Regions from separate parts of the Homo sapiens genome. Here region 2 is linked to region 1. Evidence: read pairs that join two places in POLR2A ChIA-PET (ENCODE). Cell type or tissue: Caco-2. All regions are shown on one strand.

Evidence for each region. Peaks named below come from ENCODE experiments on the same cell type or tissue, not always from the same donor. Only the 100,000 strongest peaks of a DNase experiment are listed, where the experiment ranks them.
Region 2: POLR2A ChIA-PET joins it to region 1 with 8 read pairs; 2 of 35 experiments call an interaction of 5 or more read pairs at or near these places.

What each region holds. Positions count from the first base shown.
Region 1 is chr11:77,800,060-77,804,059 of GRCh38, forward strand. The region is part of intron 1 of RSF1 (remodeling and spacing factor 1); the gene reads right to left. Among named protein-coding and RNA genes, the nearest start is that of RSF1, 19 kb to the right of the region's middle. In Caco-2, no CTCF peak of the experiment used is centred here; DNase peaks (open chromatin) are centred at 775 and 1,602.
Region 2 is chr11:77,704,170-77,708,169 of GRCh38, forward strand. The region is part of intron 5 of RSF1 (remodeling and spacing factor 1); the gene reads right to left. Among named protein-coding and RNA genes, the nearest start is that of RSF1-IT1, 34 kb to the right of the region's middle. In Caco-2, no CTCF peak of the experiment used is centred here; a DNase peak (open chromatin) is centred at 1,562.

The sequences.
Region 1 (4,000 bases):
ACTTTAGATCAGGAATTTAAGGCCAAAGTGCCCTACGATTGCTCCCGTGAATAGCCACTGCACTCCATCCAACCTGGGTGACGTGGCAAGACCCTATTCTCTAAAAATAAATAAATAAATAAAAATAAAGTTTAGGAAAAATTTGGCTGTGGTAGGGCGTAGTGGCTCATACCTGTAATCCCAGCACTTTGGGAGGCCGATGTGGGTGGATCACTTGAGGTCAGGAGTTGGAGACCAGCCTGACCAACATGGTGAAACCCCGCCTCTACTAAAAATACAAAACTTAGCCAGGTGTATTGGCACACACCTGTAATCCCAGCTTTGCGGGAGGCTGAGGCAGGAGAATCATTTGAACCCGGGAGGCAGAGGTTGCAGTGAGCTGAGATCACACCACTGCACTGCAGCCTGGGCAACAAAACAAGAACCTGTCTCAAAAAAAAAGAAAAGAAAAAAGTATTTTCCACAAAGAAAGCCCAGTACCAGATGGCTTCACTAATTCTACCAAACATTTATAAAAGAATTAACACCAGCTGGGTGTGGCAGCACATGCCTGTCATCTCAGCACTTTGGAAGGGAGAGGATCACTTGAGGTCAAGAGTATGAGACCAGCCTGGGCAACACAGCAAGACACTATCTCTACAAAACACTCAAAATTAGCTAGGCTTGGTGGCAAACACCTGTACTCCCAGCTACACAACAGGCTGAGATGGGAAGACAGCTTGAGCCCAAGACTTCAAGGCTGAAGGGAGGTATGATTGCACCACTGCACTCCAGCTTGGGCTACAGTGAGACTCTGTCTCTTCAATTAGCTGAGTGTGATGGTGCACCCTAAGTTCTCAGGAAGCTGAGGCAAGAGGACTGCTTAAGCCCACTAGGTCAAGGTGGCAGTGAGCCATAATCGCACTATCGCACTCCAACCTGGGTAACAGAGCCAGGCCTTCTCTCTCTCTCTCAAAAAAAAAAAGAATTAATTCCAATCCTTCTCAAACTCCTCCAAAACACAGAAGAGGATAGAACACTTCCCACACTTCCCAATTCATTTTATAAGGCCAGGATTACCTTGTATATATAAGAATACATGGTTGGGGCTGGGCTCAGTGGCTTCCACCTGTAATCCCAGCACTTTGGGACACCAAGGTGGCTGGATCACCTGAGGTCAGGAGTTTTGAGACCAGCCTGGTCAACATGGTGAAACCCCAACTCTACTAAAGATACAAAAGTAGCCGGGTGTGGTGGCACATGCCTGTAGTCCCAGCTACTCGGGAGTTTGAGACAGGAGAATCACTTGAACCCAGGAGGCGGAGGCTGCAATAAGCTGAGAGCTTGCCACTGCACTCCAGCCTGGGCAAAACAGAGCAAGACTCCGTCTCAAAAAAAGAAGAAATACATATTCGATCTTTGCTCCACAGTTCCTGACACAGAGCTCCTAAAATCCTTGTAAATTCCTGAGTGATAGGGCACTAGCAGCATCTTTTGTTCTAATATGTGCTCTTTGGACCTGGTTCCTGACACAGAGCTCCTAAATTCCTTGCAATTTCCTGAGCAATGGGGTAACATGCGTGTCTACACAGAGCTCTTAAATCCCGTGGAATTTCCTGGGTGATAGAAGCCTCTTTTGTTCTAATGAGGCAACTCTTGGTGGGCTCCTGGAATCTTCAGAATGAGAACTGGTCACCAGGAAGACCAAGCCATGATTACATGCCTAGAGCCTGGAACTTTCAGCCCCATCCACTTCCTCCAGAGAGCGAAGAGAGTCTGGAGACTGGGTTAACAATCAATCATGCCTACATGATGAAACCTCCATTAAAAAAAAATCCCTAAACTGGCTGGGCATGGTAGCTCATGACTGTAATCCCAGTACTTTGGGAGGCTGAGGCAGGAGGACCGCTTGAGCCTAGGAATGCAAGAACAGCCTGGGCAACAGAGAGAGACCCCATTTCTATAAAATAATAATAATAATAATCCCTAAACTAGGATTTAGACAGCTTCTGAGTTGGTGAATGCATTCATGTGCTGGGGGACAGAAGCGCCTGCACTTGGGACTCTTCCAGATCTTGTTTACCCAGCGTACCTCTTCATCTGGCTGCTCGTTTATAACCTCCATAATAAAGCTGAAACAGAAGTAAAGTGTTTCCCTGAGTTTTGTGAGCCAATACAGTAGGTTATTGAACCTAAGAAGGAAGTTGTGAGAACCCCCAATTTGTAGTCAAGTCAGACAGAAGTGTGGGGACCCTTGGAACCCAATACTTGCAACTGATGTCTAAAGTGGGAAGGCAGTCTTGTGGGTCTGAGTCTTTAATTTGTGGGACTGTGGTAACTCTAGGTAGTAAGTGTCAGAATCAAATTAAATTTTAATACACCCACTTGGTGTGTGCAGAGAAATGGAAAATTGCTTGGTGTGGAAAAACCACAAATTTGGTGTCAGAGTATTCTGTGGATAGAAGGAACAAATTTTCATTTACTTTAATACTGAAACCATTTAATTAATTAATTTTTTTTTTGAGACAGAGTTTTACTCTTATTGCTCAGGCTGGAATGCAATGGCGCGATCTCAGCCTACTGCAATCTCCGCCTCCTGGGTTCAAGCGATTCTCCTGCCTCAGCCTCCCAAGTAGCTGGGATTACAGGCACGCACCAGCACGCCTGGCTAATTTTGTATTTTTAGTAGAGACAGGGTTTCACCATGTTGGCATGTTGGCCAGGCTGGTCTCGAACTCCTGACCTCAGGTGATCCATCCGCCTTGGCCTCCCAAAGTGCTAGGATTACAGGAGTGAGCCACCAAAACCATTTAAAAGATATCACAAGAAAAAAACTTTCAACAATGTACTAGCAAACTATGATATATAGCGCCTCTCCAGTGCCTCTCACTCCAGCCTGGGTGACAGAGTGAGGCCTCATCTCTAAAAAACAAACAAACAAAAACCTAGCAAACTGAATTCAGCAACATATGAAAGACATTATATACTATGAACAAATGGGACGGGATAGGGGCTAGCCATGCCAGAAGGACCTATTGTGAGATTAGAGGGTAGGGGCTTTATGCCACGTAGTTTCAGCCCAACCTCCAGGGACAGGATAGGAACTAGAGAGTGAGTTGTTTGTTTTGAAAGAGGGTCTCACTTTGTTCCCCAGGCTGGAGTGCAGTGGCACAACCATGGCTCACTGGAGCCTCCACCTCCTGGGCTCAAGTGATCCTCCCGCCTCAGTCCCCCAAGTAACCAGGACTACAGTTGCATGTCACCAAACCCAGCTAATTTTTTTATTTTTTGTAGAGACAGGTTTCAACATGTTGCCCAGGCTAGTCTTGAATTCCTGAGCTCAAGCGATTCACCCACCTCGGCCTCCCAAAGTGCTGGGATTACAGGCATGAGCCACTGTGCCTAGTCAAGAGTGAGTTCTATCACAAAACAAATACCCTAATAAAAACTGTTATGTTGGCTGGGCATAGTGGCTCATGCCTGTAATCCCAGCACTTTGGGAGGCCAAGGCGGGTGGATCACTTGAGGTCAGGAGTTCCAGACCAGCCTGGCCAACATGGTGAAACCCTGTCTCTACTAAAAATACAAAAATTAGCCGGGCATGGTGGTGCGCACCTGTAATCCCAGGTACACAGGAGGCTGAGGCAGGAGAATTGCTTAAACCTGAAGGCGGAGGTTGCAGTGAGCCAAGAGCACGCTACTGCACTCCAGTGTGTGCAACAGGGTGAGACTTCATCTCAAAAAAAAGCTGTTATGCATGGCCAAGTGTGGTGGCTCACACCTATAATCCTAGCGCTTTGGGAGGCCAAGGCAGGAGGATCATTTGAAGCCAGAAATTCAAGATCAGCCTGAGCAACATAGTGAGACCCCATCTCTAGAAAAATATAACTAAATTAACTGGGCATGGTAACATGTGCCTGTAGTCCCCCCTACTTGGCAGGAGGATCGCTTGAGCCCAGGAGCTCAGGGCTGCAGTGGGCCATGTTGCACCACTGTACTGCAGCCTGGGCAACAGAGCAAC
Region 2 (4,000 bases), 96 kb before region 1:
TTGTAGTTCCAGCTACTGGGTAGGCTGAGGTGGAAGGATCACTGGAGCCCAGGAGTTCAAGGTTAACCCTGATCCCTGATCATGCCACCACATTCCAGCCTGGATACATTCCAGCCTGGGTGACAGAGTGAGATCCTGTCTCAAAAAATAGAAACAAACAAACAAAACAAAAAAACCTTCAACCCAATACTAAGTGTGGCTAAACACAAGTTAATATTTTTTATCCCTATTCTATGGTTCAGAAAGTATCTAAAGATTTCATCATGACCCTGATCCAACGTAAAATTAAGTTTCTCAGTTTCTTCAGATTTCTCCATGTTTTCATTCGAAGGTAACTGATCTTGGTTTGAGTAACAACATAGCAAAATAAAACAAGAAATGACATTAGGTTCAAGATTCCCAGGTTCACTAACACTAATTTAGCTAGTGATGCATCTTTGGGTGTGTCACAAACTCACTGATCTTTCTTCATCTATAAATAAAGCAGCTGGACTAAATAACCTCAACTATTATTCTTCGCTGGTGTCATATTTCTTTTATTCTAAAAATGTTAAATTCTTTGGTTTTTTGTGTGTTTGCCTTGGTTTTTTTTTTTTTTTTGAGACGAAGTTTCGCTCTTGTTGCCCAGGCTGGAGTGCAATGGCATGATCTCAGCTCACCACAACCTCCGTCTCCTGGGTTCAAGCGATTCTCTTGCCTCAGCCTCCCAGTAGCTGGGATTACAGGCATGCACCACTACGCCCGGCTAATTTTGTATATTTAGTAGAGGCGGGGTTTCTCCATGTTGGTCAGGCGGGTCTCGAACTCCTGACTGCAGGTGATCCGCCCACCTTGGCCTCCCAAAATGCTGGGATTACAGGTGTGAGCCACCATGCCTGGCCGGCTTGGTTCTTTTAAGAGAAAAAAATGACAACAATTAATATTCTAGCTCCTCTAAATTAAATAAATATGTTTCCAAAATAGTGTAGAGGAAGGAAGAACTAGGACAGAATATGAACCTTTAAGCACTATAATAATTAGTAAAAAGGTCAGTTACACAAGCATTTTCCCAAAGTTTGTCAAAAGAAAGTTGTAAAAGAGCACATAAATGAGTTTAAAAGGCATAAAATTTGAAGTGACCAAAGGAAAAATTCACTCCAAAAATTGAAACACAGCATCACATTTCTTCACAAATGAGGTGACTCAAGAGAAGTGGTAGCTACTGTGGGTTTTTAAAGGTGATTCATTCATTTACTCAACAAATATTTATTGATCACTTATTATGTGCTTTCTCCACCACCCCTAGCAGAATCACTCTGTAATGATACATTGAATATTCTATAAAAGTTAACAGTAGAAGACACTGAGTTGCCTGCCGATTATCTATTCTCCTCTTCCTTTTTACAAACAGAACTTATTTTGTTCAGGAAGGCACTTGCCTCCTCAAACACCTTAAAGCTGTGAGTCATGTGATCCAGTTATGACCAATGACATGTATGAGGAAGTCGTGGGTGAGAAGGGAGTCAGCTGACTGGTGCCTTTTGCCCTTTTCCCTTCTTTGGGTCCAGATTCTATACACAATACCTGGAGAAGGAGCTGTGGTCCCAGCTACGTGGGAGGATTGCTTGAGCCCAGGAAGTCAAGGCTGTAGTGAGCTATGACTCACTACATTCTTGTTGGTGCGACAAAGCAAGACCCTGTCTCAAAAAAAAACCAAAAAAACAAAAAAACCCAACAAACCAACAAAAAAACCCACCACACAAATAAAATGTTGGATATACAAGTGTTTTATACTATTTTTTATTTGAACTATTTCATTAAAAATTAAGACTCTCAGCCAGGTGCAGTGGCTTACGCCTGTAATCCCAGCACTTTGGGAGGCTAAGGTGGGCAGATCACAAAGGTCAACACGGTGAAACCCTGTCTCTACTAAAGATACAAAATTAGCAGGGTGGGGTGGTGTGAGCCTGTAGTCCCAGCTACTCGAGAGGCTGAGGCAGGAAAATGGCTTGAACCCGGGAGGCAGAGGCTGCAGTGAGCTGAGATTGCCCCACTGCACTCCAGCCTGGCGACAGAGTGAGACTCTGTCTCCAAAAAAAAAAAAAAAAAAAATTAAGACTCTCAAAGAGTCAGACAAACCTTAACGCTCTTGTGTCACCTCCACCTTGGCCAGCTGTGGGACCTTTAGAAAATTACTTGAAACTTTCTAAGTCTCTTTAGACTCTAAGCTCTTTAAAACTGAAACATAAATATCTATACCTCAAGGAGGAGCTGTGAGGATTTTTTTTTCTTTTTATCTTAGGGGACTTTTTGAAAATGGAGCATGCAAAGTACTTTTACACAGTACTTGGGAGCTATTATTAATTATTTGGCCCCATCTTTTTACCAGAAACTTCAGCCACATCGGAAAATTCAGTTTCCCAAAGCTGCCATCACTTTTTTGTTTTACTCTGTTAACTCTGCCTAGTAAGCAATTGCTATTTTGTACCTTTTAAGATTCCTCACTTTCCTAATTTTTTTTTTTTAACTTTTACTTTAGGTTCAAGGGTACGTACGCAGGTTTGTTATACAGGTAAATTGCGTATCATGAGGGTTTGACATACAGATTATTTTGTCATCCAGGCAATAATAAACATAGTATCTGATATGTAGTTTTTTGATCCTGACCCTCCTCCCACCCTCCACCCACTTTCCTAATTTGTAAAACAACTAAAATAACAGGCACAATCTCCTGGGTTGCCAATGATTGCATACAATACTACATATAAGGCCTTCAGAAGAGTAATACCAGGCAAGCACTCAATGTTTGCCAATATTATTATATTATAGGCAAGATCTTACCTTCCTCAAGCCCAGTTACAATATCACTCCATTTTATAATTTTATCTGATCCTTTCCCTATAAGGAATTAACGGCTCCTTTTCTTGTGTTTGCACATTGCTTTATAGAGACTTCTATAGCAGCACTTACTGCCCAGAATTATAATTATTTATTTACAAATCTATGTATCCTACCAGTCTTATGAACTACTCTGGGGCAGAAATCATGGATTATTCACCTGCAGTAAGACACTCAAACATGTGCTGACTAAATTGAATAACTGAAACGGTAACAAAAGCTAGTCTAAATGTTGGCAAATAACATCAATACTTTTCATGAGGTAGCTTTTACTAACAGGAAGTCTTATGTAGACTGTAAAGCAATATTTAATTAAAAATTCTATGAAGCATATTTCACCAACCTACAAAGTGAGATTTGGGCAAGGACATGATACATTTAACAGATGCTAAGGTATACTGCATTGAAGAAGGATTAATAAATGCATTTACTTAAAAGACCATTTAAAATATAAGCTAAAACTAAAGATCCGAAAACAAAATTAGCCATGGATGTCAACCAACAATGCAGAGGCTGAAATGTTCAAACTCCACTAGTAATCAAAGAAATTAAAATTCAAAAAGCAGTGAGATTTTTAATTTAACCAACCAGCAAAGTTTTTATTTAGTCACAATGTTCAAAGCTTCTAGATATGGCAGAAGGAATTATGCTCATACACTGGTAGTATTAGCATAAATTAGGTAAAACCATTCAATAACTATTCAATAAATATTTACTGAGTGCCTGCTTTACACTTGGAAACCTCATTAAAGAATTTTTCAAAGACAGTGAAACTATCATGTAGCATGCTAAGTGCAAAAAGTAGAAAATAAAACTCATTTTTCATGTAATCCTAATTCACATAAATAAGCCAATAAATCTGTAACCACGCCTAGAATAATGACTAGAAAGAAACAGAACACAATGTTAACAGTATTGTTGCATCTTGATAATAGGATAACAACTAATTTTTATTTTTTGCTTTACACTTTCCCAAGTTTTCTATAGTGAACATGTAATATCTTTTTAACTAGATAAGTAAGAAACCCAGTGTGTTTAATGCAGGGAGTGGAGTGACAGAATCAGATCTGCACTTCAGAAAAGGTACTCTTGGCCAGGCATGTTGGCTCACGCCTGTAATCCC